Linked DNA regions of Homo sapiens: region 1 is linked to region 2. A link is an interaction called in ENCODE POLR2A ChIA-PET data of the cell type or tissue named here. Cell type or tissue: Panc1. All regions are shown on one strand.

The links. Peaks named below come from ENCODE experiments on the same cell type or tissue, not always from the same donor. Only the 100,000 strongest peaks of a DNase experiment are listed, where the experiment ranks them.
Region 1: POLR2A ChIA-PET joins it to region 2 with 6 read pairs; 2 of 35 experiments call an interaction of 5 or more read pairs at or near these places.

What each region holds. Positions count from the first base shown.
Region 1 is chr4:125,559,475-125,561,974 of GRCh38, reverse strand. No RefSeq gene overlaps it. Among named protein-coding and RNA genes, the nearest start is that of MIR2054, 53 kb to the right of the region's middle. RefSeq lists an enhancer at 1-697. In Panc1, no CTCF peak of the experiment used is centred here; no DNase peak of the experiment used is centred here.
Region 2 is chr4:125,727,451-125,729,950 of GRCh38, reverse strand. No RefSeq gene overlaps it. Among named protein-coding and RNA genes, the nearest start is that of MIR2054, 220 kb to the right of the region's middle. In Panc1, no CTCF peak of the experiment used is centred here; DNase peaks (open chromatin) are centred at 172 and 1,140; H3K27ac peaks cover 2,410 bases.

The DNA of each region.
Region 1 (2,500 bases), 170 kb after region 2:
GTGAATATGCCCTGCCCCACCTTAACTGATGACATTCCACCACAAAAGAAGTGTAAATGGCCGGTCCTTGCCTTAACTGATGACATTACCTTGTGAAAGACCTTTTCCTGGCTCATCCTGGCTCAAAAAGCACCCCCACTGAGCACCTTGCGACCCCCACTCCTGCCCGCCAGAGAACAACCCCCCTTTGACTGTAATTTTCCTTTACCTACCCAAATCCTATAAAATGGCCCCACCCCTATCTCCCTTCACTGACTCTCTTTTCAGACTCAGCCCGCCTGCACCCAGGTGAAATAAACAGCCATGTTGCTCACACAAAGCCTGTTTGGTGGTCTCTTCACACGGATGCACGTGAAACCACACACCTGCAACGAACTCATTTTCAACAAAGGTACCAAGACCATACCCTGGGGAAAAATGTCTTTAATAAATGGTGCTGGGAAAGCTCAATATCCATATGCAGAATGATGAAACTAGACCTCTATCTTTCTATATAAACAAAAATCAAGAACAAAGACTTAAATCTGAGAACTTAAACTATGAAACTACTAAAATAAAACACTGTGGAAACACTTCAGGGCATTGGTTTAGGCAAAAATTTCTTGGAGTAATACCCCATAAGCACAGGGAACCAAAGCAAAAATATACAAATTGGATTACATCAAGTTGAAAAGCTTCTGCACGGCAAAGGATACAGTCAACAAACTGAAGAGACAAACTACAGCAAGGAATGGTTGGTTTCACTAATGAGGACAACAATTTCTTTTTTAAACCAGGTTTCCAGCTCACCTCAGATGGGCTGGTCTTTGAGTGAATATACATGTTTGGCTCTCGAACATTATTTCATTCTACAGCTGCCTCTATTAGGGTAGCACCAGCTTGTATATTACTAGATATCCATTCCTACTCCCACACCTGCCTCAGAATGCATTGTATCTCTCATCTTCTTTCACCTCCAGATAAATCTTCTCAGAACTAGAGTAACAGTAATCAACTTCCCTTTTGGCTGAAACACCTTCTTCCTGGTAACAGAGGACTTAACCACGAATTCTAAAATTATCATTAGAATTCCTCTTGTGTGACCTGTAGTTCTCATGCAGATAGGACCCTTATTGCCAGTATTTCAAGAAATCTTTTTTTCGTTCTGCAGACACTCGATTTTCTTTAGAAAAATAAATGAATAGAAAGAGAAAAGAAAGAAGGAAAGAAAAAGGAAAAAGGGAAAGAAGGAAGATAGGAAGGGAGAAAGGAAAGGAGTGAGGGAGGAAGAAAGGAAAGAAAGGAGGGAGGAAGGAAGTTTAATTGCCCAACATACTCTCCCTCCCAGCTGTCTAGACAGAGCTGATTTATTAAGAAGCGAATTGCAGTCCGGGCACGGTGACTCACACCTGCAATCCCAGCGCTTTGGGAGGACGAGGTGGGAGGATCACGAGGTCAGGAGATCGAGACCATCCTGGCTAACACGGTGAAACCCCGTCTCTACTAAAAATACAAAAACAAAACTAGCTGGGCATGGTGGCGGGGGCCTGTAGTCCCAGCTACTAGAGAGGCTGAGGGGGAGAATGGCGTGAACCCAGGAGGCAGAGTTTGCAGTGAGCCGAGATCGGGTCACTGCACTCCAGCATGGGCAACAGAGGGAGACTCCATCTCAAAAAAAAAAAAAAAAAAGAAGGGAATTGCAATAGAAAAAGAGTTTAATTCACACACAGCCAGCTGTAAGGAGGTCAGAGTTTTATTATTACTCCAATCAGTCTCCCTGATTTGGGAATTGGGTTTTTTCAGGATAATCTGGTGGGTAGGGGGTCAGGAAGTGGAGAGTGCTGATTAGTCAGGTTGGAGATGAAATTATAGGGGTTCAGAGTGGGTTTTTCTTGCTGTATTCTGTTCCTGGTGGGATCACAGAATTGGTTGAGCCAGATTACCATTCAGGTGGTGTCAGCTGATGCTCCCAAACACGGGAACTGCAAGATATCTCGAACACTGGTCTCAGGTTTTACAACAGTGGTGTTATCCCCAGGAGCAACTGGTGAGGTTCAGAATCTTGCAGCCTCCAACTGCCTGACTTCAAACCATAATTTCTAATCTTGCAGCTAATTTGTTAGTCTTAAAAAGGCAGACTAGTCCCCAGCCAAGAAGGGGATTTGTTTTGGAAAGGGCTGTTTTCAATTTTGTTTGTTGAACTATAAACTATGTTCCTCCCAAAACTAATTTGGCCTACGCCCAGAAATGAACAAGGACAGTTTGTAGATTAAAACCAAGATGGAGTTGGTTTGGTCAGATTTCTTTCACTGTCTTAATTTTCTGTTTCAATTTTTTGCAAAGGTAGTTTAAAGAGGGAGGAGAGAAGGAAGGAAGGAAGGGAGGGAGGGAGGGAGGGAAAAGGAAGGAAGGAAGGAAGGATGGAAGGAAGGGAGTGGGGGGGAAGAAAAAAGAAAGAAGGAAGGAAGGGAGGGAGGGGAAAAGAAAGAAAGAAACTAAAGCTTTCAGAACAACAAATTAG
Region 2 (2,500 bases):
GGGTAAAACTAAAAGAATTTAAGAGTGTGTGTGTGTGTGTGTGTGTGTGTGTGTGTGTGTGTGTGTGTGTGTTGGAAACAGTCTCACTCTCCTTGCCCTGGCTGGACTGGAATGCAGTGGCGTGAATCAAAGCTCACTGCAACCTCAACTTCCTGGGTGCTGGCATTCTTCCCACCTCAGCCTCCCAAATACCTGTGACTACAGTCACGCACCACCATGCCTGACTAATTTTTGTATATTTGTAGAGACAGGGTCTCCCTATGTTGCCCAGGCTGATCTCGAACTCCTGGGCTCAAGTTATCTGCCCTCCTCAGTCTCCCAAAGTGTTGGGATTATAGGCATGAGCCACTATGCTCAGCCCGGAATGTATTTTATAAAAGTTTATGTTAAGGGGGGTTGAAATATTTGGTAAAATCTACATGACTTTAAAATCTACATAACTTACTGTGGTTAGATTGTTGGTTTTCTGACAAGTTTTTGTATTAACTTCAATGAATGTGGAGCAAGAATTGTGACTACTTATGATAAGCCAGACAAATATAGATTCTAACTGTATTTTGTAAAAGAAGTATTATGTTATTTATTGAAAAAAATATTAGCTGTGAATGAAACTGAACATTTGTATGTGAAGCTTTTACTAGAATAGCTAAAGAAAATAAACTAAATCCCTTGTTGTCTAGGATATAATTAAACAAAGTTGAAATGAAGAATTATAATGATAAGAAATTCCCATTTTAGCTATTTTTTGGTGGGATGCAAAGATTTCTTGCATTTTTTTGTAGAAGGAGCTATAATAATGTCATATGTAGCCAATAAATATTGTCAAAAATATCCATTTTGCTTTGTTTGAATCACAGTAACTTCACATTGAGTGCTTACTATGTGCTTGTAATACTGTGCTGCAGCTTTGCCCCTGTCCAGTTATTTAATGGGAACTTTAAGATATGGTAGTCCTGCGAGCTCCAAAGAAGTGCTGGACTTTCACTATCTCATTTCATCCTCCCTCTGTGACTGTGAGGCAGGTTCTGTCATCCCACTCTACAGATGCAGAAACTGACATGCAGGAAAAGTAACTAACATGCCTCAAGTCCTAGAGAGGCATGAGTGGCTGAGTCAGGATTCAAAGCACAGCAGTTGCTCTAGTTTACATTCTTGTTGCAACAATGCTGTGTCCAGACCCAAAGTCAACTTGTGATGGGAAGGAGTGCCCTGGAGAGGAGTCAGCCAGGGAAGTGGAAGTAAGATTCAAGACTGACTCACATAGATATGAGGCCTTAGGAAAGCTGTTTAATAGTCCTGCGATTTAGATGCAGAATCAGCATTCTTCCAAAGTTTAAATGAAATTGCAAACGTAAAATGAAGTGTTTTTTTTCTCCTAGTAAATGCTAGCTCTTCCCTACACAAAGTGACTTGTATAATTTCACCCAAGCTACCTATAAATAGACAAATATTAAGATTCAATTATAGGTTAATATTTTACAATAGAAATCTGACCTCTGCCTATTTTCCTTTTGTTTCATATTTATGCATTTATGTACTCAGGTGCTTTTTATTCATCCTTTTTGGGGATTCCAAGCTTGTTACTGCCAAGGTGATCATATTCTGAGAGAAATAACTCTAAAAAGGTAATTCTTGAAAATGTTTTTAAGACTTCCTTTAGATTTGAGTTCTTTTTCTAATTCAAGGAATTTTGCTGCTACTGTTTCCATTCCACTGCTTTGTTGTCTCCTTGGCTTTACCTATTCACTTACTATACTGTAAAACTAAGTTGTAGCTGGCTGTCTCTGCTTATACAGAAATCCCATGACTCCACTCCTGTTGCTTTCAGTTTCCCAGTGTTGCACTAAATTCTGGTTTCTGGCTGCCTTTATTCCTCCCTACATGTTTTTGAGGTATAAACCCCAAGTACAGTATTATCTTCGTATCTGTCCCAGCCTGATTCTCAGCTCTGTCTTTTTCTCGCTCCCTAAGTGGGCTCCCAGGAGAACATTCCTCTGCCTTATGATTTGGGCAAAAGGCTACCTATGCCATAAGAAATAACTTGTTAAGGTTTTTCCGTCTATTCTTTTCCAAAGATTGTGACTTCCGGTGTTTTCTGAGCCACAGTTCTCAGTACATTGAAGATGGGTTTAATTCCAATTACTATTTTAATGTCCAATCTTCCCTTTTACTTTATTTAACACATTTTATCATTGCCCCTTTAGAGATCTGTTATATTAACACTAAGGTTTTCTTCAAAATACAGTTGACCCTTGAATAACAGGGATTTTCATGGCGCAGGACCATTTATACACAGATCTTTTTCAACAAATATATTAGAAAATTTTCAGGAGACTTGAGAAAATTTGAAAAAACTCACAGATAAACCTCATAGCCTAGAAATAACTAAAAAAATAAAAAGTTAGATATGTCATGAATGAGTAAAATATATGTAGATATTATTCTATTTTATCCTTTACTACCATAAAATACGCACAAATCTATTACAAAAGTTAAAATT